Linked DNA regions of Homo sapiens: all the other regions are linked to region 7. Evidence: read pairs that join two places in POLR2A ChIA-PET (ENCODE). Cell type or tissue: CD4-positive, alpha-beta T cell. All regions are shown on one strand.

What was found. Peaks named below come from ENCODE experiments on the same cell type or tissue, not always from the same donor. Only the 100,000 strongest peaks of a DNase experiment are listed, where the experiment ranks them.
Region 1: POLR2A ChIA-PET joins it to region 7 with 11 read pairs; 24 of 35 experiments call an interaction of 5 or more read pairs at or near these places.
Region 2: POLR2A ChIA-PET joins it to region 7 with 52 read pairs; 30 of 35 experiments call an interaction of 5 or more read pairs at or near these places.
Region 3: POLR2A ChIA-PET joins it to region 7 with 26 read pairs; 22 of 35 experiments call an interaction of 5 or more read pairs at or near these places.
Region 4: POLR2A ChIA-PET joins it to region 7 with 64 read pairs; 27 of 35 experiments call an interaction of 5 or more read pairs at or near these places.
Region 5: POLR2A ChIA-PET joins it to region 7 with 82 read pairs; 28 of 35 experiments call an interaction of 5 or more read pairs at or near these places.
Region 6: POLR2A ChIA-PET joins it to region 7 with 28 read pairs; 22 of 35 experiments call an interaction of 5 or more read pairs at or near these places.

The regions. Positions count from the first base shown.
Region 1 is chr1:145,956,285-145,960,284 of GRCh38, forward strand. It overlaps LIX1L (limb and CNS expressed 1 like), which reads right to left and starts at 1,733. Exons shown (of 6, transcript NM_153713.3): 1 at 1,352-1,733. The coding sequence starts at 1,643. ANKRD34A (ankyrin repeat domain 34A) reads right to left here. Exons shown (of 4, transcript NM_001039888.4): 4 at 3,157-4,000. The coding sequence ends at 3,985. RefSeq lists silencers at 1,388-1,667, 1,698-1,787. In CD4-positive, alpha-beta T cell, no CTCF peak of the experiment used is centred here; DNase peaks (open chromatin) are centred at 817, 1,257 and 1,787; H3K4me3 peaks cover 2,809 bases; H3K27ac peaks cover 1,693 bases.
Region 2 is chr1:145,977,528-145,981,527 of GRCh38, forward strand. POLR3GL (RNA polymerase III subunit GL) reads left to right here. Exons shown (of 8, transcript NM_032305.3): 5 at 1-12; 6 at 251-324; 7 at 456-569; 8 at 834-1,321. The coding sequence ends at 920. Among named protein-coding and RNA genes, the nearest start is that of POLR3GL, 15 kb to the left of the region's middle. RefSeq lists enhancers at 975-1,740, 1,348-2,547, 1,709-1,758, 1,766-2,407, 1,769-1,908 and 2 more. In CD4-positive, alpha-beta T cell, CTCF peaks have their summits at 163 (motif pointing right), 366 and 1,566; DNase peaks (open chromatin) are centred at 164, 1,564, 2,094, 2,874 and 1 weaker place; H3K4me3 peaks cover 3,248 bases; H3K27ac peaks cover 3,552 bases.
Region 3 is chr1:145,916,575-145,920,574 of GRCh38, forward strand. It overlaps PEX11B (peroxisomal biogenesis factor 11 beta), which reads right to left and starts at 2,143. Exons shown (of 4, transcript NM_003846.3): 1 at 2,059-2,143; 2 at 1,127-1,242; 3 at 243-444. The coding sequence starts at 2,114. It also overlaps the pseudogene GNRHR2. RefSeq lists enhancers at 1,296-1,842, 1,843-2,390, 2,189-2,288, 2,669-2,728, 2,779-2,878. In CD4-positive, alpha-beta T cell, no CTCF peak of the experiment used is centred here; DNase peaks (open chromatin) are centred at 1,707, 2,267 and 2,967; H3K4me3 peaks cover 2,282 bases; H3K27ac peaks cover 1,809 bases.
Region 4 is chr1:145,857,020-145,861,019 of GRCh38, forward strand. It overlaps PIAS3 (protein inhibitor of activated STAT 3), which reads right to left and starts at 2,062. Exons shown (of 14, transcript NM_006099.3): 1 at 1,948-2,062. The coding sequence starts at 1,971. RefSeq lists silencers at 2,099-2,188, 2,659-2,868. In CD4-positive, alpha-beta T cell, no CTCF peak of the experiment used is centred here; DNase peaks (open chromatin) are centred at 1,462, 1,712, 2,022 and 2,862; H3K4me3 peaks cover 2,667 bases; H3K27ac peaks cover 319 bases.
Region 5 is chr1:145,962,815-145,966,814 of GRCh38, forward strand. ANKRD34A (ankyrin repeat domain 34A) reads right to left here and starts at 1,761. Exons shown (of 4, transcript NM_001039888.4): 1 at 1,370-1,761; 2 at 496-723; 3 at 1-154. POLR3GL (RNA polymerase III subunit GL) reads left to right here and starts at 1,876. Exons shown (of 8, transcript NM_032305.3): 1 at 1,876-1,954. RefSeq lists a silencer at 993-1,287 and an enhancer at 1,603-1,772. In CD4-positive, alpha-beta T cell, no CTCF peak of the experiment used is centred here; DNase peaks (open chromatin) are centred at 407 and 1,847; H3K4me3 peaks cover 2,799 bases; H3K27ac peaks cover 2,223 bases.
Region 6 is chr1:145,925,670-145,929,669 of GRCh38, forward strand. RBM8A (RNA binding motif protein 8A) reads right to left here and starts at 1,815. Exons shown (of 6, transcript NM_005105.5): 1 at 1,691-1,815; 2 at 1,349-1,408; 3 at 1,140-1,217; 4 at 813-949; 5 at 372-508; 6 at 1-258. The coding sequence starts at 1,757. The coding sequence ends at 213. It overlaps LIX1L-AS1 (LIX1L antisense RNA 1), which reads left to right and starts at 1,162. Exons shown (of 3, transcript NR_147182.1): 1 at 1,162-1,277; 2 at 1,395-1,800. RefSeq lists enhancers at 751-1,950, 890-1,829, 1,632-1,681, 1,922-2,071. In CD4-positive, alpha-beta T cell, CTCF peaks have their summits at 1,580 (motif pointing right) and 1,780; DNase peaks (open chromatin) are centred at 1,542 and 1,892; H3K4me3 peaks cover 2,146 bases; H3K27ac peaks cover 2,304 bases.
Region 7 is chr1:146,035,975-146,039,974 of GRCh38, forward strand. It overlaps TRG-TCC2-1 (tRNA-Gly (anticodon TCC) 2-1), which reads left to right and starts at 1,087; the gene lies at 1,087-1,158. It overlaps TRH-GTG1-1 (tRNA-His (anticodon GTG) 1-1), which reads left to right and starts at 2,070; the gene lies at 2,070-2,141. It overlaps TRK-CTT2-1 (tRNA-Lys (anticodon CTT) 2-1), which reads left to right and starts at 3,427; the gene lies at 3,427-3,499. RefSeq lists silencers at 1,058-1,247, 1,988-2,187, 3,408-3,577, 3,960-4,000 and enhancers at 1,488-1,537, 2,893-3,559, 3,088-3,197. In CD4-positive, alpha-beta T cell, no CTCF peak of the experiment used is centred here; DNase peaks (open chromatin) are centred at 1,117, 1,547, 2,177, 3,407 and 2 weaker places; H3K4me3 peaks cover 3,532 bases; H3K27ac peaks cover 1,422 bases.

The sequences.
Region 1 (4,000 bases), 80 kb before region 7:
GGCTCTAAAAATCTGTTTTCATAGGAATTTTTGGGTTTACATTATTAGGATTTAAGAGTGGGAAAAAGTGAAGCATGTTCTACTTAAGGAACTATGAACCAACAAATTTGAGATAATAATCATTTTTAGGTTATATGTCATTTGCAATGTCTCAGTCAATCCATATTGTAACCCTTGAAGAAACTGAAGCTCAGTGAAATTAAGTCCCTTCCCCAAAGATTTGGCTGGTAAGTGACAAAGATCTCCAAAGCCTGTGTGTGCTCTTTTCACTAAACTTTCTTAAAAAAAGAAAATCTACAGAAAAGCCCTGTAACTTTTCTCTGTATTATTGTTAAACAGAAAGTTAAAGATATAGTCACTTCCAGGTCAGGCAGGACCTGGCCAAGCAGACAGAAGGGATGTCTTGTAAATTCCAGGCTTAAATTCTGTATTCCACACCCTTCACTATATATTCCTTATTACTTACACTATAAATCTGGAACTCAAACTCAGACAGGAAACTACCCTAGTTAAACGAAAACAACAAAGAAAACCCTCACATCCCTCTTTCCAGAAATTAACGAAGTTTTCTAACTGAAATAGAGTTTCTAACCTGGCACATTTCCACAGAATTTAACATTGAAAGAGCCAAGGCCTGGGATTTATCCTCAGTTCCTGGGCAAGGGCCAGGAAAACACAGCCAGACAGAAAGGCTGGAGTTGTGAGTCTCCATACTAAAAAAGATACCAAAGTAAGGTACTGAGCCACAGGAAGCTGCTGTGAGTTCAGTGGTACAGGTCCGGATTTAAATACACAATTACTATGAGTGACTTGTGAAGGCACTACCTAGTTCCCCAGTAAATCTGAAGTTGCACTGAAATTTCAGAGTGAAGGTAAGTAAGTAAAGAATTTAACAGTCAAGGTTAAGGGGCTGGAGCAAATTAACAGGTGAGTCCAGGAATTGCAGAGATCACAGAGGAAAGACTGAGAGGGTATGGATGAGAAATTGGATCTGAAATAAAAGACAGGATCCCACACAATGAGGACTGGTTCTCAAAGGCAGAGAGATGTTAAGGTATTAAGCTGGAGGAGGAATTCCATTTCTAAAGGAGAAAAGCTTAGGAAGAAAAGAGGATTGTATCTGAAAAAGAGTCCCTGGAGAATATATTAATAACTCAGTAAAGGGGAGGAGGTAGGAGGCTTAAACGTGTGTATGAGTGTGTGCGTCTGTGCGTGTGCGTAGCCCAGAAGGAAACTCCCCAAAAGGAAATGCATGTGAGGGCTCCACGCCAGGAAAAGCGATCCGGAGGACTGTGGGAGCAAGGCTCCCTTACAGAGGGTGTCGCGCAGGAGGCCAGACCCGCAGACTCACCTCGGCCATAGCCCTGCGTGTGCTTGGCGAAGCTCCTCACCACGGCCTCCACGGCCTCTCGCAGCACTGCCGGGCTGCCGGCGGCGCCGGGGGGCAGGGGTAGTCCTGGGGCCCCAGACAGGAGCAGCGGCGGCGGGGGCGGTGCGGGAGGCGGCGGGGCAGGCGGGGGGCCCGCAGGGGGTGTGGCGGTGGCGGCCGCGGCCCCAGTCACTCCGGGCCGCAGCGCTCGGAGAGTGCCCCTCCCGCTGGTGCCCACACCAGGCTGCAGCCGCTGCGCTCGCATAGTCTCCATCCCGGCCGCCAATGGAGTAGCGCCCCGGAGCCTGCCAGCCTGCCGAGCTAACGGTCCCAACCACCCCAGTCAGCTAGCGCCTGGGGACTCAGGGCGGTGCCAGGGCCGAACCTTCAGTCAAGTGGGGGCGGGGACGAGCTAGGTCCCATGCCAATCACCAGTGATGGGGCGGGAGCTGGAGGGCTCCTGCTCCGCCATAGGCAAATTATTGAGGAGGGTGGGGATTCTCAGAACCAATTGCAAAGAGAAAAAGCGTATCCTCTGAAAGGCAGACGCAGAGCTTCGGCGCGTCTTTGGGAGTCCTGTGGCAAGCACTAGAAAGCAGGACAGAATCTTGGGGCTGGGCTTGAAGAAAAAAATGGGCCTAGATGCAAGATTGGGGAGGATTGCAGACAGAGTAGAGATCATTTTGTCCTACCATTTCATTTCACAGATTGCAGGTGAGGATATTGTGGCTCAGAGAAGTAATTCGACTTGTCCAACATCATATGCAATTGGTGGTGGAGCTAAGGCAAGAAAGATACTGACATTTAATGAACATAAACTATGCAATGTACTGTAGTGCATGTCTTATTTACAATCACAATCACTAACTAGATTTTGTTATTTTAGGGATAAGGAAACAGATGCTGAGGGAAGCTAGAAAAATGGCCAAAATTAAATAGCTAAGAGATGGCAAAGTGGAATTCAGAGTTTAAGCATAGGTGTTCTGATTCCCAATATTTTTATCTTTTTACTATGCCACATTGTTGGGTAAATTTCTGAGTTCACTTATTCTAAGTAGAGGAAGGGAATAAGAGAGAGTGGGATGGGCAAGTCTCTTTGCCTCCCATTAGAGTGAGAAAGAGTTAGGATACATGCAGAAAATTAGCAAACTGAGAAGTCCAGTTGGGGGAATTAAGAAAATTACCCTTGTTGGTATAATATGTCAGACTGGGTTCCTCTGATTACTTTGCACACACACACACACTTGCACACATGCACACACACACACTCTACATACCCTTTATCATGTGGTCACCAGGCCATTTTTGCTTAGGTGAGATTATATTAACTGCTTCCCCCCATCTCTCCTACAGTGGCTCAGAAATCAAAGATGGGGAAATAGAGGCCAGAAGTAGAAGAAAATAGAAGAAACACACTTGGTGAAATGAAAATTAGACCCTGAATAAAAACTGTGAGTAGTCAAGAAATAGGAAGTTTCAAAAGGAGACAGTTAATCTACTGGGATATATCTGCTGATGATGGAGGGAGGAACTCTTTGTAGGAACCTTAAAGAATTCAAGGTTGGACATAGAGGAAACTGGAGGAAATGAAATCCTGTCAAATGCCTTAAAATCTTCAGGACACAGGACACTTGCCTTTTCTCTATAGAAAAGTTGGTTTCTTGGAAAGAAGGTGGCTGGAACAGCTAAGTATCCCTTGGATAATTATAGCTATAAGTTAGTGTTACCCTCCCTCCCCATTCCTCATTCCCCATACCCACACCTCCAGGCAGAAGTGACAAAACAGAGACTTCTGAACACATTTATTTGATATGTCAAGTGGAGAGAGGAGTGATTTAGGGTTTCTCCCCACTTCTACCTGTGGGGGTGTTCATAAGCTCAGACAGACAGAAGAGCAGCTTAGAGCCCATGACCCACCCCCTGGGAAAATGAGACAATCTGTTGTAGTTGTTGGAGGAACAGGGTGGGAATAAAAAGCAGGAAGTTGAGAAGTGAAGTTGAGAGCAGTAAAGACAGCAGCAGAACTGAGGCTGGGGGTTGCTGCAGGAACCCCCAAGAAGAGTGAAAAAGATATCCTGAAAAGTGGTTGGGGTTAGAAGCAGGGTGTGAATAAGGAGCCAGGCCTGGAGAAAGAAGCAAGACCTGCAGAATGGGCTGGGATGTCCACGGAGAGAGTGTGCAAAATCATGATAGGCTGTGTTTCAGGGCATACATGGAAAGCAAGGGATTGCTTCTGCAGGAGGGCAAAGACATCGGAGACTGCCCATAAGTAAGGGTTCCCTACTGCTTCTGAACAAATGCAAGAGAGTTTGGGACCCTAGCCCTGTGTGTTTATTGATATGCTGTGCCTGTAGGTACACAAGTAATCCCATATGCATGTGAAATGACCAGGGCATGAATACATGTGTGTATATACCCAGTAAATAGAGTACTTATTCTTTCTTGCTAATAAGAGTACTGTGCTTATGGACACATGTTTAACCATGTGTGGGTGCACTGTGCACCCATGAGCACATGCAAGAGATCCCTTTGTTCGTGGTGTGTGTGTGAGCTGGTTCTCCCACCTATCCCATTAAGGTCCTAATCCCCACCCTCCTTGGCTCCTCTCACTCCTCTCAGCGCCCTGGCTCC
Region 2 (4,000 bases), 58 kb before region 7:
TACAGAAGGAACGTGAGTGTATCTGGAAAAAAGGAGGGAGAAGAGAGGTTTCCTTCATCAGCCTGAGGGCCGAGGCTGCTGCTGGTCTCACCTTCCATCCCAGTTCCTATACCCAATCTACCAAGTGTTGTTGCTAGATGTCATAGTGGCCACATGAGGGCAGCAGAGTGACATGTTCTTTGCATGAGGATGGGCTATAAAGCTGGCAAAATTTGCTCTCTGAAGGTTTACCTTTTGATCCCTCCACCAGGGATTACAATTCTGCTCCCCAAGAGGCCCCCTAAGACCACAGAAGATAAGGAGGAAACAATACAGAAACTAGAGGTGAGGAGGAAGTGTGCATAGAGACCTCCTGAGCCCTGGATCCATTCCCTCTCTCTTGGCCCATGTGTGCCTCAATTTTTCCCTTCTGTGAACTGAACCTGAGTTTCTATTCCTATTCATCCCCACATGAGACCCTGGAGAAGAAGGAAGAAGAAGTAACTTCAGAGGAGGATGAGGAGAAAGAAGAAGAAGAAGAGAAGGAAGAGGAGGAAGAAGAAGAGTATGATGAAGAAGAACATGAAGAGGTGAAGGGGACTCCTTCCACCTTAGTCCCCCTCCCTTTACCCTCTTTATACTAGGGTTGCTCTCCTCAGAGGGTTGGCATGCCAACAGAGATAGTGCCCCCCAGGGTAGGGGCTTCTCTCTACTTCATCTGCCCCCCTTCTACAAACTACAGCTGGAAGAGATGTCTCAGGCCTGGAATGGTGTGACTGAGAGGAAAGGGGTCTGGTACACAGGAAGGAAGGTGAATGCCAAATTGACTTTTACTTTTTTTTTTTCCATTTCAGGAAACTGATTACATCATGTCATATTTTGACAATGGAGAGGACTTTGGTGGTGACAGTGATGACAATATGGACGAGGCTATATACTGAAGAAGGACTCTGGACCCTCGTGTCTTTCTTTAGGATACAGAGAGTAACTGTACCTATTATTTGTTTCTTCAGACAAGCAAATCATTTGGTCAGAGTTCATATAATCTGTCTGTTCCCTGGAGATGGGAATAGAGGATGATGACAGTTTATTTTCTACACTTCCCCTCCTTCCACATTTGTATCACCTTTGCTATCTTGGGGAAAGTGCAAAGGACAAACATCTCAATTGTATGAAGGGAGAAAGGAGAATTGAAAGAAGAACTGGGGTTGTTAGAGCTGAGATGACTGTACACATACCCCTGCCCAATTTATATAGCTCTTTGTGGAGATAATTAGGGGTGGGAGCAGTTTGAAGGAGTAAGCCTGGTTTTATACTTTTAAATAAAGTGTTTTTATCTGTCTCTCTGTTGTGGGTGAGGCCTGGTGACAGAGGGCTGGAGGAATGAAGGAAATGCTTAACTAAGCCGGGTCTGGTGTGACACACTGGAGGGTTACAGCCCTACAGCCCGCTTGTCCTTTGTCCCTTCCCTTCTACCCCCATGGTGGGACACATATTCACAATCGAGCCCAGCCAAGGAATATTCAAGGCCTCATCTGTAGGGCAATGCAAAGTAAATTGTAGAGAACAGCCTACGCCCCCTGCAGTACAGCTGACTTCTGAGCCTCTGGTCCTCAGGCCACAAGGACATGATTGTGTCTGTTCACACATGTTCACAAGGACATAGGTCCTGTCTTTCCCACACTTGACCTTGATCTTGTCCTTATTTACAAAAAATGATTACAGCTATTTTTGTGGGGAAAGGCAAGAAAACCAGGTATGAGGAGGGAGGAGGAGCTGACTTATTCACCATACTCCCTCCTCTTCCAGACTCTGGAGATGCCACTTTGAAAGGTATGTCTGTGCAGAGCAAGTCCCCCTAAATATCCTGTTCTCCAGTTACAGAAACCAGTGTGTGGCTGAGTTGCAGTTTCTCTTTTGGTTCTTCCCTTTGTGGAATTTAGTTAGCCTTTCTCACTCCCTTTCTTTGGGGGAAGGGAGGTAGGCGGTGTGGTGTTGTTTTACAGGAAGTAAGGAGGGTGGGGAGGAAGGGAGTGACTTAGGGACACTCACAGATCTGAGAGATGCTTTCTCGCCCACAGAGCTCTCCCTTGGGTGAGGTCACTTTCCGAGGCTCTGATTGGCTTCTGAGGAAGCCTTAGATAAGCTGATTGGTTCCAGCCACTTGACATGCAACAGTCACGGGCAAGCTGCGTGTCCAGAATAGGAACTGAATAAGAAGGCATGCTATCATAGCAACCCTGCTGAGCATTTGAAAGCCGTAAGATGGGGTATAGAAGAACCTTCAAAAAATTCCCCAACTGCATTCAGGCAGGCCGACTGAATTCCCTACAGCATCAAGTGATAGAGACTGTCAATCTAAGGTTGAATATGTCTGACCCCATTGTAAAGAATGAAGAAAGACTGTGACTCCATTGAGGGAAAGCACCTTAAAAGCCTAGTTTGGGTGTGTTAGTTAGTGTTTACATAGAAGCAATGGCAGGTGCCATGGCTCAAGCCTGTAATCCCAGAAGTTTGGAAGACTGAGGCAAGAGGATTGCTTGAAGCCAGGAGTTTGAGACCAGTCTAGGCAACAAAGCGAGTCCCTGTCTCTACAACAAAAATATTTTAAAATATTTCAAATAGCTGAGCGTGGTGGCACTCCCTAGTAGTCCCAGCTACTAGGGAGGCTAAGGCAGGAGGATCCCTAGAGCCCTGGAGTTTGAGGCTGCGGTGAGCTATATGATTGCACCACCAGCCTGGGCAACAAAGCAAGAACCCGCCTCTAAGAAAAGAAGAAAAGAGTAGAAGCAGTGAAGGAAACAGGAATAGAAACAGAACATTCTAGAGTCATTGAGCAATTTATGATGATTGATGTGTTTTTTTTTTAGTCCTCCTGAGGTGTTGTGTTGAGTGGCAGGAAGGAAATAGGGGACCTGTAACGGGTTTCCCATAGCTGTACTTCAGCCTGTGATTATAGCTAGGGAGAGATCAGCAAAAACAAAAGTAAAAGCTATTGAAAATTTTCCTTTTGCATTGTTCCCTACATACACACACCAAGTCCTAACCTGGTCAACTATATGTGTCTGTGTTGGGAGCATAGCCACCCCATAAAGCCCACAATGTCAGCCTGGGAACTTAAAAGAGTGGGAACAAAGAAGATTCTGGAAAAGCAGCACACATCCTATGCACACACATCCTTTTCCCATGAAACTGGGGAAATGAGGACAAAGGTTGGAGTGACCACTTGAGATCAGTTGTATTACTTCAAAGTGTCAGGAAGATCAGACTATTCTTGGACTCTGCCCTGTCTGCAGGTGACCTTGCTGGACAAAGCCAGGGACACAGGACCCAGCAGCTTTCCCAGATTCTGAAGTGGTTCCAGGCATGAGCTAGACTTGTTTCCATCAACCTTTCCCCTACTTTCCATAGGTACTATCAGGCAGGCCTGAAGCCCAAGACCTAGTAAACAGGGTCACGGCTCCTATTCACTTTGGAAGAACCCCTGAGAGGTTAGGGCTTGAGGCCATACTTGCAAACTTTTTTTGTTTTGTCTTGTTTTGTTTTTTGAAATGGAGTCTCACTCTGTTGCCCAGGCTGGAGTGCAGTGGCACGATCTCAGCTCACTGCAACCTCTGCCTCCTGGATTCAAGTGATTCTGCTGCCCCAGCCTCCTGAGTAGCTGAGATTACAGGCGCACGCCACCATGCCCAGCTAATTTTTATATTTTTAGCAGAGACGGGGTTTCACCATGTTGGTCAGGCTGGTTCGAACTCCTGACCTTGTGATCTGCCTGCCTTGGCCTCCCAAAGTGCTGGGATTACAGGCGTGAGCCACCGTGCCCAGCGCCTGCTTGCAAACATTTACAGAGGACTTACACAGTGCTGCTCAGCCCAGTACTACTCGCCTGATAGGGCTTATGTTGAACAGATTGCTGCCATGTCCACAGCCTGGGCTGCACTGGCCCCAGGCAGGGTAGGTTCTCTGTCAAGAATCCTATCCTGGGCATGGTGGCTCCCACCTGTAATCCCACAGCTTTTGG
Region 3 (4,000 bases), 120 kb before region 7:
TAAAGTGATATAATATCTTACCTTGCACAATATTAGTCATTCATTATGGAAGAGCATCTGTCTTCCATCTCTCCCCATTTGATATTCTCCGATAGTTTAAGATCTAAGTGATTGGAAGCCAAGTGACTGATCAAGACTTATATACTCTGGAAAGATCCTAAGATATCTTTCCCTCATATAAGACAAGCTATGCAATATAGAGGCTACAAAAAAAAATCTTAAAGGAGAACAGGATATCAAACCTGAATGAACGCTGGGCCCACTTCTCCTGATCCACACGGGGAGCCAGTCCAGACTTTCCAGCCCACAGGACATTGTCACAGGCGAAGTACAAGGCTCGATTGAGGTGACTAACAGTGATGCAGAATCTCAGGACAACATCTGATAGGTGAACAGCTCTTTTGGCTGACTCAAGGGCATCTGCTGAGTTACCCAGGCGTAGAACTTGTGGAGATTAGAAAGGGAAAGCAAGGATTTGTAAGTGGAGAGGCAGATAACAAGAAACAGAAACAGAGAAAGCAAGAGGGCAAAAGTTGAGCAATAATAATGACAATTTTTTTAAAGAGCAGAAACAGGCTGGGCATGGTGGCTCAAGCCTGTAATCCCAACATTTTGGGAGGCCGAGGTGGGTGGATCACCTGAGGTCACGAGTTTGAGACCAGCCTGGCCAACATGGTGTAACCCCATCTCTACTAAAAATACAAAAATTAGCCCGGCATGGTGGTGGGCACCTGTAGTCCCAGCTGCTCAGGAGGCTGAGACAGGAGAATTGCTTGAACCTGGGAGGCAGAGGTTGCAGTGAGCCAAGATTGCGCCACTGCACTCTGACCTGGACGAGAGACTCTGTCTCAAAAAAATAAAAAATAAAGAGCAGAAACAGTCCATTTTTCAATTTCAAATTTAATTTTTGTGCCAGTTTAGTTTTCTCAAACTTGACCCATTCTCTCCAGTCCGCCTAATTACTTCCATACCCCTGCTCTCTTATCTCAACTGGACTCATGCAGAGGGTAAGTGCAGAGCCAAATGAGAAAGAAGAACAGAGAGGGTACAGGAAGGAGGGACAAAGGAAGGTGAGCTGGGGATGGAGGAAAGGTTGGGGGATAAAAGGAAAGACAGAGTTACTTACGCTTTCTTCCAAGGCTCAGGTGGCTCTCCAGTTGTCGAATCTGTTTCTGTAACTCAGGACTGGCTCCATGCCTCTGCAGCGCATGGCCAAGAAGAGAGCAAGCATACTGGGCGGCCCTAGAGGAGAGGGCAGGCAAGGTAAGGTGGAGACCTCCCTAACCTTCCGCTCAAAACTATCTTCCAAAAGGCACAGACAGACTTCCCCCTTTCCCAGTTTGAGAACACTCCCCTTCCTCCTCCATGCCCATATCTCACCATTTCTCCAGGCCAGAGGAAGGGAAAGGCATAAGGAGAAAAAAGAGTCTAGAAAGGGGTGGGGAGCACTATTGAATGTTGAGCAAATTAGAGATTTGACAATGATGAGGCCTGAAGGGGCCAGTGCAGGCCGCAGGGGTCCATCACAAGCACATCAGCGTGAGCATGTACGTGATCGATGAGGGGGAGGCAGACAGTTGGAGGGCATTTTATTCCTCAGAATAGGTGAACTGAGAGATTTCAAGGCCCTCTAGCTGAATGGAGACCAAACGCCAGGGCGGAGGCAGGGGAGTTCCCGAATGGCAGCACGGTGTGGGGACACGGAAACTGGGAGTGCCTCCTCAGCTCTGGGGGCAGAGTCTGGGGCTATCCACCGTGGGGCGAATGCTCCTCATTCCATCACCGCCCAGTGAGGACACTGTCGGTCTTATGTGGACACAGCAACCCTGAGCGGCCTCCCCGCTGGCCCACTCATGCCTCAGTTTCCCCATCTCTTCCGCGAACGGAAAGGAATCATCTCAACAGCGGCTCAAATCTGCGCCTCACGGTCCGTTCGGGCCCCCGTAGCCGGAGTTGACCCTTCTTGACCCCCCTGTAGCCTAAACTGACTTCGCCTCACTAGAGTCTTCCTCTGTCCATCCCTCCCCCGCCCCACCCCCATTCCTATTCGGGCCGCACCTACACAGCCGCTCCCGGGCTTGGCTCTGAGCACTGAAGCGGACCCAGGCGTCCATGACAGCCGCAGCCCAGGCTCCGCGGCCCTGCTCCCGCCCCACTTCCCGCCCCTAGTCACGCCTACTGCGCGACCCAACGGTGCCTCGCGAGGGACAAACAGTATCAGAAAAGAAAGCTTGGCCCTGGAAGCGGAATTTCAGGACGCGAAACTCGTGTCTTTTGAGCCTCCATCTGTGTATTACTGTGCGTGTCTGCGTCACAGCTTCCCCTTATCAGACGACCCCTACTCCCTAGCACGCCTCCAGCGGCACCTTCTTCTTTAAATATTCATGACCAAGGGCGGGGCCTGCAGGGGCCGGGGCGGGGCGAGAAAGCGCCGCAGTGATCTCCACGTCTTGGAGGCCGCCGGCATAGGTGTGCGCCTGGCAGAACCTCACAAATACACATGCACGCAGGCCCCGACTGAATCCAGGGCTGTAGGGGCTAAAGAGGTCTAGGTCAGTAGAGGCCTGAAGCCCAGGCTGGTCTGTCCAAGGAAAAAGGAGCGTGATTGGTACCAGATCTTCGTTCCCTGCAGAACCTTGACAGTTGAACAAGTGACCTCCTCCAGAACAGATGGAGAGTCTCCAGAAGCAGAGGCTTTAGTGAACGAAATTCGCAATAATCAGCTCCAGATCCTGAAAAGGAGGGCGAAGAATCAGTGGCCAAAGCTAACCGCTTCATACCCACACTTCATCCTCCTCAGTTTCTCTCCAGGCCACCATGTCTGCAGGCAACGGCACCCCTTGGGGTCAGCAGCGGGGGAGGAGGTCTGGGCTGGATCAGGAGTGGAGGTGGAGGGCTCAGAGCTGCCCACCTTCTCGGCAGCAGCCAAGGTCCGAGTGGGAGTGACCATTGTGCTGTTTGTTTCTTCGGCTGGAGGGAACCTGGCAGTCCTGTGGTCAGTGACACGGCGGGAACCCAGCCAGCTCCGCCCCTCTCCGGTCAGGAGACTCTTCATCCATTTAGCAGCCGCCGACTTACTAGTCACTTTTGTGGTTATGCCCCTAGATGCCACCTGGAATATCACTGTTCAATGGCTGGCTGTGGACATCGCATGTCGGACACTGATGTTCCTGAAACTAATGGCCACGTATTCTGCAGCTTTCCTGCCTGTGGTCATTGGATTGGACCGCCAGGCAGCAGTACTCAACCCGCTTGGATCCCGTTCAGGTGTAAGGAAACTTCTGGGGGCAGCCTGGGGACTTAGTTTCCTGCTTGCCTTCCCCCAGGTGAGTGACCTAGGACTCAGGACCGGGCAGGACAGGGATTTGGGTCCATAGCATGAGTTAAAGGGTGCGCTTGGGGGCCATTAGCCATTAATTCTCAGGGAGTAAGCCTCTGCTTGCTTTTTTTTTTTTTTGCCGGCTCACTGCAACCTCCGCCTCCCGGGTTCAAGCAATTCTCCTCCCTCAGCCTCCCGAGAAGCTACAGGCGCCCGCTACCATGCCCGGCTAATTTTTGTATTTTTAGTAGAGGCGAGGTTTCACCATGTTGGCCAGGTGGTCTCCATCTCTTGACCTCATGATCCACCTGTCTCAGCCTCCCAAAGTGCTGAGATTACAGGCGTGAGCCACCGCACCCTGCTACCTCTGCTCTCTCTTCTGTAAGATTATTTGTATGTTAATTTACATCTGTTAAGAGCCTGCCTTTTCGATTCCTCAGGGATCTAGAACTAGAAATACCATTTGACCCAGCCATCCCATTACTGGGTATATACCCAAAGGACTATAAATCATGCTGCTATAAAGACACATGCACACATGTTTATTGCGGCACTATTCACAACAGCAAAGACTTGGAACCAACCCAAATGTCTAATAATGATAGACTGGATTAAGAAAATGTGGCACATATACACCATGGAATACTATGCAGCCGTAAAAAATGATGAGTTCATGTCCTT
Region 4 (4,000 bases), 180 kb before region 7:
CAGAGAAGCTTGAGCATCCTCCCTTGCACAGGCCTGCCCTGCCAAGACATGGGCTGAGCTACCAGGTGGGCAGTGCCTTTCTCTCCAGCACTGATGGGAAAGATGATGCTTCGCAGCTAGTGGATTACTGCCAGGTAGTCGACCTATCCAAAGGGACATCTCAGTCCCACTTTAGCAACCATCAGGTCAGCATCATCACCACCACCCCCGAGCTTGAGCAACACTATTTCCCCAGGCCTGGAAGCAGCCAGAGTGGGGCAGGGAATGGCAGACAGCAAGCCACCCTCAGACACACCTCCGAGTCCATGCAGCCTCCCGCCTCCATCCCTGGACTCTGCTTTAAGCTGCTTATCTCCTCTCTTGCCCTTTCTCAGACTCTCAAACCCATCCCAGCCTCCTGGGAACAGGATAGGAGACAGGGAGAAGGAGGGAGAGACAAGAGGATTCAAGCCAGACAGCCCCACGGGAAGAAAGGGGCTAGGTGGCTGGAGGATTGTGCCCTTCAGCCCACCCCTCCCAACCACCTTAATTCACCTCAGCTATTTCCCCCAAGCCTCTGAAGCTTCTGTGGCCAGGGTTTTCAGGTCAGGGTTCAATGCTCATAACTTCCCCAGATCCTTTCTTGGAATCGTTTATATAACCACCCCCTCCCCACAACTTAGTCCTATTTTTCTGGAAGGGAAACAGGACCAAAACTTGGGTCGGGGAGATTAACAGTGAATCACTGAGTCCAAGTATCCTGCCTGTTTACTCTATCTGCCAGGAACCATAATCTGGCATCTCTCCTACACAGAGAAATTAATACTCCTCTACAACTTACAGCGCCCCCCTATAGGGGTGGAAGAGGAGAGGGCAGAGCTCTAAACAGAGACCCTGGGTGGATGAAGGAAAAGCCTCTGAGTCAGGGCACAGAATCGCAAATCCCCTGAAGGTAGCTGGGCCCAGTGGCTAGACCTCCAGCCTTCCCAGGACCATAGCTCCCATTTCAAAGGGCAGAAGAAAACCAGGAGGCAGGCGGATGAACTCGGTAGTTTGAGGTTCTATGAGATGTCCTCAGATGTGGTCACCCTCCAAACTCTATGTAGCAGGAGGGGAGCGCTCTCCTTAGAAGACTCCCTTCTGTGAATCTCTAGGAGATCCTGTCATGTGCAGGGCTTGCTAGCCCTACACAATTCTTCTCATAGGAGGCTTTGTCTTGGACCCCTTTTATGGAATGTGATGAGAAACTTGCTCCTCTTTCTCCCCATCCTTATCTCCTCTGTCCTGTCTTTTTTTCTCCATTAGCTTCCCCTATAACTTCCCACCTTTCTATCCCATAGTTTCACATGCCTCTGCCTCTTCCCAAACACCGCGATTCACTACGGCAGGACCTTCCTCTGAGCCTCCAGGATGCTTCTGCCCCACCCCTCGAGGTATCGGCCCGCACAGCCCCGCCCCCTGCATCTCAGCAGCCTACTGGTATTTCCCAAAGCTCGGATCCCGAGAGTAGCCCCAAAGACCCTATCCTCTCAGCTGCCTTTCCCCCGGAGCCTCCCCTACGTCTGCCCCGCGGTCCCATCCCTGCATGTGCCCCCTACTGTTGCATCTCTTGGCCTTGATCGACTCGCCCCCAGTGCCTCTACAGCACCTTTTCCCCCTGGCCCTACCCCAACAACCGCCCCTACTACTAAATCCGACTTCTACCCCTCGTCCCCGCCCCCTGCGCCTCAGCCCCCAACAGCTGCAATTCCCCTCGGCCCCACCCCTACATCTGCCCCGCAGCCCCGCCCCCGGAGCCCCGCCGCAGCCCCTTCCTCGCTCTCAGCTACTTCTCTCCCATCCTCAGCAGCTCGTGCCTGCCACGTCGTCGGCGCCCACCCGAGCCCCGGCACCCAGTCTCGGTCGCTTCCCGGACACGGCGTACCGCCGGGCTGAGTCCAGATGGGGATGGGGGGAGGGGGCCGGTACCTTTAATTCGCCCAGCTCCGCCATCTTGAGACATCGCAGGCGCCCCAGCCGGAGCCGGAGCTCAGGCCCAGGGACCGGCGCACAACTCTCCACCCTGGCGCCGGCCGCAAATGCCGCCTGCTCCGCCCAGTCCGGCCCCCTATACCTCCCCTTCCCGGCCCCGCCCGCCTGGCTTCGGACAAGCCCCAGCCTGAGCCCCTCCCTCCACAGCCGACCCAGCAGCTACACGTCTGCGGCCGGTTGGCAGGACGCGTAGCCCCGGAGGGAGTGTATGGCCCCCAAGATCGCGGGGTCCCTAGGGCAACGGGGAGGAGGCGGGCCCGAAGTGCCTGGTGGAGGGGGGCTTTGCCACGGCAGAGTTGGGAGGGGACAAGCTTTTAGGGAGCCAAAGATACTTGAAAGATGGAGGGAAAGTATCGGGAACTGCTAGAGCTCAGAGAAATGGGGGAGGGGGTAGCGAAGTTGGAGCGCAAACCCTCATCTCCATCTCTGCATAAGTTTAATCAACTAAAATCGAGAGGTCTTCCAACTCGGGAAATGGGCGAGCGCTGATCCGTCTTAGGGAAGCCGTGGAGTCGGCATTCAGTAATTCACCCTCTCCTCCTCCCCCATACACCAACTACAGTGCAGCTCGTGGTCCGATCGTAGGACTCAAACTCGGCAGCAAAAAAAAGTTTGGTGCGGGGAGCGGGACTTACCAGCACAATTGTGGGAAATGGAGAGAGGGCTCGGGAGGCTCAGAGGGCGAGCTGGAGAGGTGGGGGAATGGGGCTCGGCGCTGCTCCTGCTGTCCGCACGGCAGAAGTTCGGTCCAGCAGCCGGACGCGGCGGCCGCGGCTCCGCCCGGGCCGGAGCTCCGCCCGGCCTAGCGCTCGGGCTGGGGCCGCCCCCTCCAGGGGAAGCCCGCCAGGACCGCCAAGAGGGAAGGGGGGCGGAGCTCGGGCGAGAGAGGGAGGGACTCAGAGCTCGACGTTGGAGAGATTAACTCCTGGTGTGAGTGGATCTGGAGAGACGAGATCCTTGGATCCCATCATTCTCACTACCTCTGTGACCCCTCAACGCTTACGTATGGGATTGGGGTGGTGGCACACTGCTGCTAAGCCGGTGTGAACCAGGTATCTGACAGTATAAAGCAGTCTTCCTTGAAATGACAACTGTCCCTCCCTAGGGCAAAGCCTGGGGTACTGAATCCAAAGTGTACCTAACAGTAACTACCCTAGATACACGTGCAGAATACCTCCACCAGAGCCCCCATACCTTTGGTGTAGCTGAAGATGAACAGAGGGGTTTTCTTACCCACAAAAGGGATCTTTCTGTCCCTCTCTGAACTGCCTACCCACTCTCCTTCCTCCAAAGCCTTGGACCCTCCAGAGGCCCCATCCCAACCAAGCTGATCACTCACATGCAGGCACCAAATTAAATCTGTTTCTGTATCCATGGAAATACCTATTTTTTTATTTTTTTGGGGGGGGACCAAGTCTCACTCTGTCACCCAGGCTGGAGTGCAGTGGCGCGACTTGGCTCACTGCAACCTCCGCCCCCCGGGTTCAAGCAATTCTCCTACCTCAGCCTCCCGAATAGCTGAGATTACAGGCCTGCGTCACCACGCCCGGCTAATTTTGTATTTTTAGTGGAGACAGGGTTTCACCATATTGGCCAGGCTGGTCTCAAACTCCTGACCTCGTGATGCGCCCGCCTCACCTTGGCCTCCCAAAGTGCTGGGATTACAGGCGTGAGCCGCCGCGCCTGACCCAGAAAATACCAACTTAAGGGAAATGTACCCGCACTACATACTGAGAAACTCACAGCATTTTATAGTTGGCTGCAATTTGTTCAATAAATATTTGAGTGCTTATCAGGGATCATTAGGTGCTGAGGACATAAAAGCCTTGCAGGAGTTCACAGTCTAGCAGCAGAGACAAGACATGTTAAACCTATAATCAGCACACCAAAAAAGGGCTTTAATAAATAGGAAAAATCCTTTTATTTAGCTTAAGCCTTCAGTATAATCCTCCTCATAAGACCCTACCCAGGCCAAAGATTGAAGGTGCCA
Region 5 (4,000 bases), 73 kb before region 7:
CCTAAGTGTTCCTTAGGGGACTCCTCCGCGACCCAGACAGGGACCATCATCCAGATTCTTCGCTGAGATTCAGCAGATCCCCATTCTCCGCACTTGGTGTGTTTGTGCGCTCCTGTGCGCCAGACCTGACCTGCCATACACGGCACATGGCACACTGTGTAAGAAAGGTGTAGAAAGGCTTTTTGGATCCACAGCCGGTGTCCATACTGTGCAAAGAGAGGCAAGAGATGTGGCTTTCTTCCTGTAGTTTAATTGTGAAGGAGATCACGGTCCAGCCTGGAGTCAGACACAGATACACCCCCGCCCCATCTCTCAAAAACGGAACACCCATCGCAGAGAAACTTGGACCTCAGCTCCCTTATGTAGACCTCTTAGATAAGTATGAGGAAGGTGGATATGGGAGCACTTTTAGATAAGGCAAGGGACATTCCAGGTGCCTCCACCCCGTATTATTGTGGGCAGGGAGATAGGACAGGGGCAGGAAGAAGAGCGAACCTTGTAATACACTCTCTCACATTGCATCTCTTTAATCTCAGTCTTGCTTAGACGTCTTATTTTTTCCATCTTGCTTGACGATCTCTGTCTGAAACATTCCTTATATCTTCTCTCTTCCTATCTGTCTATTGGTCTCTCACACTGTCTCTGCCTCTCCTTGCCACCTGCCCTGTCTCCATGGTTACCATAGCTTCCATCCACATATTTTAGGAATGAGTTTGTGTCCAGCTGGAAGGCACCAAGGGAAGTGGGAGAAAAAGAAAAATCCTAAGGATTTAAAAAGTTCACTCAGGGTCCTGAGCTAATTCAGAGGCTGGAGGCCCCCCAGATGCAAGATACTGAAAATAATGTTCCCGGGGATGGGAGAGAGAGAGAAATATTTGCAGGAAGCTACCCATTTTTACTAGTTATTTCTTGGACACGTGTCAACTATGTGCCATGTGCTTTACATACACTATTTTCAATCCTCACAACTTTATAAGATAGGAACTATCATCTTCTTGTTACAGATGAGGAAACAGACTTAATAAGGTTAAGCAAGCTCTCCAAAGCTTCACAGCTATGTTTCTGTCCTATGGCAAAGACTGGGAGCTTGCCACTACACCTACAGCCTCCCAGTCTACAGGCCATTTTCTCTGACATCTGGGATGTTCTTCTTGACTAACTCCTAGATTTCATCTCCATTCTGAACCTTTCTCCCTTGTTTCTGCTTTCTGTGAAAATAGGACTCCTCCTTCCACTCTGCTGGCTTTCCCAAGGAGCTCGCAGGAAGTGGAAAGTAGTGGAAAATGCAGAAAAAGCTGGGCTCCTGCCCTGTCTCCCCAACCCTGGTACGCTGATCCCAAATCCTTCCTTTCTTGAACCCTCTGCCCACCTTCTCACAGACACGGCAGCAACCCACAGAAAAACATTTTTAGAAAAGAAGTATCCATTGGTGGTGCTGGAGAGAGGCAGTGTATGATTGAAAGGAAGGCTGGAGTAATGGAGAGACCAAGCTATGAAGCTAGAGTCACAAAAAGACTGATCCCTAAAGAGCAGCTTTTACAGAGGTTCATTTCTCCGTAGGCCCTCTCCTCCTTTGGCCTCTCTGTAGGGGCTCCCTCAACACGGTCCCTCGATGAGATATGAGTGTCACGTTCCCTCGGTGAACTCTCGCCGGCTAGTGGCTCCTTCATCTGGAGTGAGACCGGAAATAAGTGACCCCAGCTGATTCTGCAACGCCCATCTCTCTCTGCGACCCGCTTCGCAAGCTTCGGTTCCGGGCGTACTCGCTCCCTCCCTCCTTCTCTTCCTAGGCTTCAAGAGGGCGGACTTCCCTCCTCGGCTTCTCCTGCATTGGCCGAGAAAACTCACCAATAGGGAGCTCCGGGAGGCGGGCTTAGAACGCCACCGACTTGAGGAAGCCCAGTACATTTCAAGTTGGTCGCGGCTTGGGCTCCGCTTTGGGGAGGGGCAGCAGGTAAGGCTTGACCTGGTTCGGTCCGACACTTGCCAAACTTGTTCACCCCGGCCAGGCTGCGAAATAGACAACGCTTTCCGTCAGGTTGTTGGATCAGCCCCCTTCTGGCTCCCTACCGTTTCTCCCCTGGGCTTCCATTTCTGTATTGATTGTATACTAGAGAATGGCAGTTTTCTATCGCGCATGGGGAGAGACATTAAAGCAGAAAACGAGACAGCCTCTTGTATCTGTCTTTGCTATAGCATCAACTTCCCCCTAATCTATTAATATTATCCCAAGAGCCTGACAAACTCCTGTTATCTATGAAGACTAGCTGAAATGCTACCTGTAGTTTTCCTGGGCCGCCTTTCTTGCAAAATGAATTGTTCCCCCGTCTACGATAGCGTTTTGTATATACCTTTATTAGGACACTTAGTGCACTGTCTCTCTTTAACGTTTCTATGCCTTTTAGAATAGAAGGTTTTGTAGGACAGGTGCTAGTAGTTAATATATAGTGCCCAATAAACGTTAGTTAAATAGAATTGATTTCTGGTAACTAGCACTCTTTTTGGGGAGGCAGAATTTAAACTCCTAACATAACTAGGGAACAATAAAAGACAATACAGTATGTAATTAAGAGCCATTAAATTAGTGGTTCATAATATTAGTGTTTCATAATTGTTTCTACAATCTAGAGAAGGAAGAAAGCAAGGAGAACTGGAATGGTGAGGGGAGGCTTTATGGATCACAATTTCTCAAGTTTGGAAAGGCCCATAGAAATGATGTATTTATTCATTCAATAAATATTTATTGAGCACCTACTATATGCCAGACACAATGCTAAATCATGCTGATCATAGGGAATCCTCTACTAGAGCCATGCATCCTTCTTACAAACCCTATGTAGTAAATTTTTACCCAGCTTCTATGTAAACATCTTTAGTAAGGGAACTCTCTTATCTCTCTTGTAGATCATTCAATTTTTTGATACCTGTTCTTTAGTCAATATCCTACAAATATTCTAAATAAGAAATATATAGCTAAAGGAAATGCATTCCACACTTCCACTGTAAAAGAGGGAAATATGGCTGGGCACGGTGGCTCATGCCTGTAATCCCAGCACTTTGGGAGGCCGAGGCGGGCAGATCGCCTGAGGTCGGGAGTTGGAGACCAGCCTGACCAACGTGGAGAAACTCTGTCTCTACTAAAAATACAAAAATTAGCTGGGCGTGTTGGCGCATGCCTGTAATCCCAGCTACTGGGGAGGCTGAGGCAGGAGAATCATTAGAACCCAGGAGGCGGAGGTTGCAGTGAGCTCAGATCGCACCATTGCACTCCAGCCTGGGCAACAAGAGCAAAACTCCCTCTCAAAAAAAAAAAAAAAAAAAAAAAAAGGAAATCTGTCCTTTTACAGTGGAATTGGTAGCATTCTTAAAAGCAAGCCATTTCTGGCTGGGCGTGGTGGCTCATGCCTGTAATTCCAGCACTTTGGGAGGCTGAGGTAGGCAGATCACTTTAGCCCAGGAGTTCAAGACCAGTCTAGGCAACATGACAAAACCCTGTCTCTACAAAAACTACAAAAAAAATAGCCAAGCATGGTGTCTCAGGCCTGTAGTTCCAGCTGCTCAGGAGGCTGAGGTGGAGGGTTGCTTGAGCTGGAGAAGTCGAGGCTGCAGTGAGCCAAAATTGCCACTGCACTGCACTTCAGCCTAAGCGACAGAGCAAGAACCTGTCTCAAAAAAAAAAAAAAAAAAAAGAGGCCGGGCGTGATGGCTCATGCCTGTAATCCCAGCACTTTGTGAGGCCAAGGCGGGTGGATCACGAAGTCAGGAGTACAAGACCAGCCTGACCAACATGGAGAAACCCCATCTCTACTAAAACTACAAAAAAAATTAGCCAGGCATGGTGGCGCATGCCTGTAATCCCAGTTACTCGGGGGGCTGAGGCAGGAGAATCACTTGAACCCAGGAGGTGGAGGTTGCGGTGAGCTGAGATTGCGCCATTGCACTCCAGCCTGGACGACAAGAGTGAAACTGTCTCAAAAAAAAAATAATAAAATAAAAAGAA
Region 6 (4,000 bases), 110 kb before region 7:
CCTTGCTATGCTTTAGAACTTTCAATTTTAGGACAGGAAAGTAACATTAAATGTAGAAAACAAAAATGGAACATTTATTCGCAACTCAAATACTACGCATATACGGTAAGAGATTAAATATAAACACAGCAAGTTCCACCCCAGTCCTATTTGTCCAAGGCTGCATGGTCAAATGGAATCTTGAAGAGAACACCTGGACAACAGAGGACCTGTCAGCGACGTCTCCGGTCTGGACTTCTGCTGCGTCTTCGGCCACCTCTAGGGAAAAAGAAGCAGGGAGAGGAGTCCATTAGAGGGACATAATACTAAGTCCTCATTCTGTTTCGTTCGTATTCCCTTCACCCAGACAGTATTTGCCCTCTTCATTTTACCTCCTCTTGCCTTTTGGTGGACCCCGAACAAAACACCAGTCAACGCTGATGGGCTGTCCCATCAAATCCTGGCCATTGAGTCCCTCCATAGCAGCCTGGGCTTCCTTGTATGTTTCATATTCAACTAGAGTATACCCCTGGGGAAAGTGAAAAGACAGATATGAAAACCCTCCTATTTCCCCAAGTATCACTGAGTATCTTTTTCCTCAAATCTAAACTCAGAAAAATCTACACACTTTAAACAATGAATGTACATCATATATCTCTACTGTATATATACATCATCTCCGTTTCTGTCTCTTTGGCGTGTCTGACAAAACATAGATTTCCAATGTCATTTTATTTCAACTTTGCTCTTGGCCAACCACAGCAAACACAGAACTACGAATGCTACCTAAGGCTTATGAAAGAAAGGAGGCAATAAAGTGTCACTTAGGATACCTTCAGATATCCTGTTCGCCTGTCGAGGTTGAGATGAATGTTTTTAATTTCCCCATATTCTGCGAATTTGTCGTGTATGTCTTCTTCGGTGGCTTCCTCATGGACTCCAGTTACAAAGAGAATCCAGCCTTCAACAGCTGTTGGGGGACGGGGGGAAGTTGTATGAGTACATGAGAGACACTTTAAGCAGGCTCACAGGAATAGAGTGAGTGCGGACTCAGATTGTTTAAGCTATCTCTGAACCCATTCCTACTGCGTTTAACTATTTTATTGGTTTCTAACTACTACCACAGACACGGATACCTCACAGGTTCCATTATTACTCACAGCGTTGTGGTCCGGGTTCATCGCCATCCTGCTCCACGCTGTCATAATCCTCACGCATCCGCGCTCGGGACCCCTCTTCTATAAGGGACATACACGAGATCACCGAAAACTCCTCCTTTCTCCCATTGTTCCTATGAGGTGGGTGGGGACTCCAAAACCCGTAGCTCCTGCCCTACTAGGCCACTCTACCCCATTTTCCCCACACTCACCGGAGCCAAAGCCGCGACCCTTCCGTTTCTTCGCTTTTTCTTTCAGTTTGTGAATGCTCTCTGGAACCCCAGAAGATAAAAGAATAAGTAACTATGACAGTCATTTGTAACAATCGTCTCTTTCCCAATACACTACCAGCAAGCCGACCCACACCGCCTCCAGTCTTAGTGCCTTCCCGGTCACGCCCTCCCTTCTCCTGAAGGGGGCGGAATCTCTAATCCACCCAAGACCCGGTTCCTCGATTCCCATCCTTACGACCGAGGAAAAAAGAGTAAATTTTCCTATTATAGCCTTCTCTCGCACCTTCCCCGCTTCCCACCAGCCGTCTCCACTGTCCTCACCGTCCCCATCCTCATCCATGGCGAAATCTTCGCCCCCAGCCTCGTGAAGATCTAGCACGTCCGCCATCTCGCCTTCGATCGAGATCTCGTCTGTGCCGCTCAGACACTAGGTACCTCGGGAAACTGTCGCAGAGGGGAAAGGTCGCCAGTCAAGCTGACCAATCAAAGGCTAACTCTAAATCCCTCCCTCTGCACGGTAAAAACACGCAAATTGGGGCGGGCCTAGTGCGGAAAGATACCGGAAGTGTTTCTGTGGCCATCTTGAACAGATCGCAAGCTAAATCATCCATCTTAGGAGGTACAGACTACAGGGGGCCGTGGCTTCCTCTTAACCGCGGCAGCTGCTGATAAATACTGTACTATTAACAGTGAGGCCCGGCGTAATTTCCTTATTAGAGGGCTTCTTTACGTCTCTTCATCCCAAACTGGGAAATGGTAATTGAAGAAACCCTTTTCTTTCAAAAATCCCAGGCCTGTACCCTGTCTTTAGGCAGCGTGGTGTATGATAGGAGCGTTTTTAAAAAATAGTTTGATCAGCAGTGAGGGCATAAAGAGCTGCTTCTGGAACCTGCAGCACCAAATTTCTCTTCAGGAAACTAACAGACTTGGTTGCAATACGGTTGGTGAGACAGATATCAATTTTTTTTTTAAATATAAAACTCCCTGCCTGTAATCCCAGCTACTAGGGAGGCTGAGGCAGGAGAATCGCTTGAACCCGAGAAACGGAAGCTGATTAGCTGGGCGTGGTGGAGTGCACCTGTAATCCCAGCTACCTAGGAGGCTGAGGCAGGAGAATCAGTTGAACCCGGGAGACGGAGGTTGCAGCGAGCCGAGATCTTGCCACTGCACTCCAGTCTGGGGGACAAGAGCGAGACTCTGTCTCAAAAAAAAAAAAAAAAAGTGAATAAGAGTAAAACGAAAAATAAAATTTAAAAAGCGATTAGGAGACACTAATTCATTCTCCACAGTAGGTACTGTGATCATTTTAAAAATCAGTTGGTTACATACCTACTAAAAATCCTTGTTGTTGTTGTTTTGAGACGTAGTCTCGCTCTATCACCCAGGCTAAGAGTGCAGTGGTGCAGTCTCGGCTCACTGCATCCTCTGCCTCCCGGGTTCAAGCAATTCTCCTGCCTCAAGCCTCCTGAGTACCTGGGACTACAGGCGCCCTCCAAGCCTCCTGAGTACCTGGGACTACAGGCGCCCCCCCCCACACACACACACACACCCGGCTAATTTTTGTATTTTTAGTAGAGACGGGATTTCACCATGTTGGCCAGGCTGGTCTTGAACTCCTGACCTCAAGTGATCCACCAGCCTCCACCTCCCAAAGTGCTGGGATTACAGGCGTGAGCCACTGCGCCCGGCCTAAAAACCCTTTTTGTTAGAGGGGTTTGGTTATACTACCCAGGCTGGCCTGAAACTCGCCTCCCAAGCATCTGGGACGACAGGGGTGTAACCATGCACCCGGCTCTTTCCTTGGCATTTTGCTGCACTTAGAATAAAAATTCAAACTCACAAAGCCTGCTCTGCCTGTGTTTTCAACCTGTTCAACCACCGTTCTTCTCCTTCACCCATGAAGCTCTCCTTGCTCTTTCGCCCAACTGTGGTGTGCTCTTTCTCATCCCAGGGCTTTTGCAACTTGGTTTGTTTTGTTTTTGAGACGGAGTCTCACTCTGTCACTCAGGCTGGAGTGCAGTGATGCGATCTTGGCTCACTGCAACCTCTGTCTCCTGGGTTCAAGGCTTCTCCTGCGCCAGCCTCCCGATTAGCTGGGACTACAGGCGTGCGGCACCACACCTAGCTAATTTTTGTATTTTTAGTGGAGACGGGGTTTCGCCATGTTGGCCAGGCTGGTTTCTAACTCCTGACTTCCGGTCATCCGCCCTTCTCGGCCTCCCAAAGTGTTTGGATTACAGGCATGAGCCACTGCTCCCCGCAGCTTTCTGTTCCTGGTGCTCTTCCTCTAGCTTTTCACATATTGGGTTCGACCTCATTTTTTTTTTTTTTTTTTTTTTTTTGAGATGGAGTATCGCTCTGTCACCCAGGCTGGAGTGCAGTGGCACGATCTCGGCCCACTGTAACCTCCACTTACTGGGTTCAAGCGATTCCTCTGCCTCAGCCTCCGGAGTAGCTGGGACTACAGGCACGTGCCACCACGCCCAGCTTTTTAAAATTTTTTTAGTAGAGACGGGGTTTCAGCATATTGGCCAGGCTAGTCTTGAACTCCGTACCTTGTGATCCACCCACCTCGGCCTCCCAAAGTGCTGGGATTACAGGCGTGAGCCACCGCGCCCGGCCGAGTTCGAC
Region 7 (4,000 bases):
AGCTGTTTTTGTTGTTGTTGAGACGGAGTTTCGCTGTCGTTGCCCCAGGCTGGAGTGCAGTGGCGCGATCTCGGCTCACTGCAACCTCCGCCTCCCGGGTTCAAGCGATTCTCCTGCCTCAGCCTCCCAAGTAGCTGGGATTACAGGCCTGCGCTACCACGCCCGGCTAATTTTGTATTTGTAGTAGAGACGGGGTTCACCATATTGGTGAGGCCGGTCTCGAACTCCTGACCTCAGGTGATCCACCCGCCTCTGCCTTACCAAAGTGACGGGATTATAGGCGTGAGCTACCATGCTCGGCCAACACCAGCTATTTTTAAGGTTAACAATGTATTTCTAACACTTTGCAGTGGAAATAAATATCCTTCAGTAACGTATTTTCTTTCAATTTAATTACTGGATTTTCGAAAAGGTAATATATTTACATGGTTTAGGATTCAAATATACAAAAGGGCAGAACTGATAAACCTTTCACCTCTACCATTTATTTTCTCTCTAATGAAGTAACCGCTGTTAAGTTTCTTCATGATGTTAGAGATGTTTTATGCAAATGCAAGTACATGCATATATACATACGTATATATATTTAAACATTCTCTCCCCCTTGTACAAATGGAAGTAATCTATACACACTTTCTGCACTTTGCCTTTTCCATTTAACAGTATATTTTGGAAGTACTTACAGATTAGACATGAAGAACTTCCTCATTCTTTCTTCTGGCACATAGCATTCCGTTGTATGGATTTTCCATAATTAGTTTAGCCAGCTTCCTATTATAGACACTTAGGTTATTTCTAGCCCTTTGCTCTTTGGAAAAAAAAATGCTGTCATATACGGTCTTGTACATATGTAATTTTGCGCATGTGTGGAATAAATGTCCAGGAAACTAGAATTGACTTTTCTTAAAGCTGTGAAACAAGATACTACTACAGAATTTTTAATAGGAGAAATTCCAGAGAGCTTCCTTTTAATTTTCCTCTTGTAGGTTTTTCCTGCAGTCTAAATTGCTTAGCCTAGAAATAAACGGGAAGACAAACCTGATTATTTAGTTCTGATACTCTAAAGGAATCAAGCGTATTTCAGATGCGTTGGTGGTATAGTGGTGAGCATAGCTGCCTTCCAAGCAGTTGACCCGGGTTCGATTCCCGGCCAACGCAGTGTCAGTTTTTCTCTTCAGCTTTTTAGACTGAGTAGGCCTGGAAACCGAGCAAAGTAGGGAACACAGGAAAAGAGTTTTGACCACTTTTGTGTCCTAGGTCTGCACCAGTATGGTCTGTCCCTCCCACAGTAAACATCTGTATTTTGGTAACTGCACGTGCGCGCCTAGCCCGTCTGATGGGTTCGGCCGCTGGCGTCCAAACAATAACTCTCCTAGGGGTCTAGGGAAGTTAACAATAACTCTCCTAGGGGTCTAAGGAAGTGTCTGAAATAGAGGCTGGTTGGATTTGTTTTTCTGAATCGGCAGAGGTGGCTCTGATATATTTATGAGTCAAGATGAGGAAGTCAGCACAAGCTCCCACAATGCCAGAGAGTACACAGCGCTTCTTGTACCTGTGAGGGAAGCAAGAAATTAAGACGGGGCTCTCATCCCCTCCCCAGCTCACTAGCTCCGTTTTTCTTCCGGTTCCACCATTCTGGGAAGAGAAACCTCAATTCCGTGGTACAGGCTGCAGATGTAATTTGAAAAATCCTTCGAGGCTGCCCCTCTCATCCCTGGGCGAAGCAGCTTGATTCCTTGGAGGGGGAAGAGGGAAATGGAGGCAGAGAGGTGAGAGGAGAGAGGCGAGAGGCGGCGTGGTCCCGGGTTGCAGCTGACGCTTTCTGCCCTCTAGTCAGGACCTTGGCCCGCCGCCGCCCAGCGGAGCGGGTGGTGCTATCGCTGGCATCGAGGGATTTAGAGTCTAAGAAACTGATTCAGGTGTCGGAGCTTCAAGGTTGCAGAGTGAAAAAGTTTGGAATTGATTGATGCGGACGTCAGGGACTGGCCAAATAAAAGTAGCACGAAATAGCCATTCCTATTTCAAGAGGCATTAAATCCAGCTGTAGCGCGCCGCCTGGTTAGTGGCTCGCCGTGATCGTATAGTGGTTAGTACTCTGCGTTGTGGCCGCAGCAACCTCGGTTCGAATCCGAGTCACGGCAGGTGGTTCTAACTTGCTGGGGTGGCGGTTTTTTTTTTTTTTAATTAACACTTTTAAAAGAGTGACACATGCTTGTAATTCTGCCTTCGCTTAAGGCATCCCCGCGGAAGTGCAGTCCACAGATTCGGTGAATAACAATAGCTCCAGGCCGACGTGGTGGCTCGCGCCATTACGTAATCCCAGCAGCTTTGGGAAGTCTCGGAGGCGGGAGAATCCCTGGAGCCCAGGAGTTCGCGACCAGCTTGAGACGCCTCCCCACAATGTCAGAATTTTTTTTTTTTTTTTTTTTTTGAGACAGAGTCTTGCTCTGTCGCCCAGGCTGGAGTGCAGTGGCGCGATCTCGGCTCACTGCAACCCCCGCCTCCCGGGTTCAAGCAATTCTCCTGCCTCAGCCTCCTGAGTAGCTGGGATTACAGGCGCCCGCCACCACGCCCAGCTAATTTTTGTATCTTTAGTAGAGACGAGGTTTCACTATGTTGGTCAGGCTGGTCTCGAACCCCTGACCTCGTGATCCACCCGCCTCGGCCTCCCAAAGTGCTGGGATTACAGGCTTGAGCCATCGCCCCCGGCCAGAAAAAGAATTTTTAAGATGGTGGCGGGCGCTTTTGGTCCCAGCTACTTAGGGAGGGTGAAGTGGGAGCATCGCTTGAGCCCGGGAAGTAGAGGCTGCAATGAACTATGATCGCGCCACTGCACTCCAGCCTGGGCGACAGAGCGGGACCCTGTCTCAAACAACAATAGTTCCAGTTGGCTCACACTGCGGCTCGCCCACCAAGGTGCTAAGCAGCCCAGGCGGGAAGCTTTAGAGCGATATGGAGGCCCACGGAGCTGGGACCACGGTTGTTCTTTTGGCCTTCACTTGAGCAGAGGAGAGAACCCTTCCCTTGTGACTCTGGAACTCAGTGCCTCTTCCAGGATGGAGAATTAAAATGCTTTGCAGAGAGGTCTTTGCGCCTCTCATCTGAGTTTCCTTGGGCTCTTTCGCACCCTCCTCTGAAGTGGGTGAGGAGGTTCCCTCAGTGGAAGGAATGTGCGGAAAACACTAAGGTTTCAGGCAGGACTCGTGATTCCCGAGTCCTCCGCGAGACTTCCTGGCTCTCTGCAGCCCCCATCGCTCTCTAAACCCCGAATTCCTTCATGGCAAAAAGCTATTATGAAAAGGCTACTGCCGTGTCCACCAGTCCTAGGTCCTGAAACTTCTTTCACACGCAATAATATGCAATTAGATCATACAACCGCTCCGTCAGTGGAAAATGATTCCATATAAGAAGACGCCAGTAATCAGTGCCCGGCTAGCTCAGTCGGTAGAGCATGAGACTCTTAATCTCAGGGTCGTGGGTTCGAGCCCCACGTTGGGCGCTGTGTTTTTATTTAACCCTCTCGCTTAGCTACCATGGAAACATGAACTTCTAAATCGCCACAGCGGCTACTGTCCTTTTACGGTAACTGATTCCAGAAATCATCTCCATTCACCCCAAATTCATCAAGAAAAGAGGAATCTGGGCCGGGCGCGGTGGCTCACGCCTGTAATCCCAGTACTTTGGGAGGCCGAGGTGGGCGGATCACCTGAGGTCAGGAGTTCGAGACCAGCCTCAACACGGAGAAACCCCTTCTCTACTAAAAATACAAAATTAGCCGGGCGTGGAGGTGCATGCCTGTAATCTCAGCTACTCGGGAGGCTGAGGCAGGAGAATTGCTTGAACCTGGAAGACGGAGGTTGCGGTGAGCCGAGATCACGCCATTGCACTCGGTCTCAAAAAAAAGAAAAAAAAAAGAAAAGAGGAATCTGGGGATTCTAGTGTCTGTAGTGACCACATACTTCGAATCCACGATGGGCTTCTCAACTGGGCGAAGGCAGAC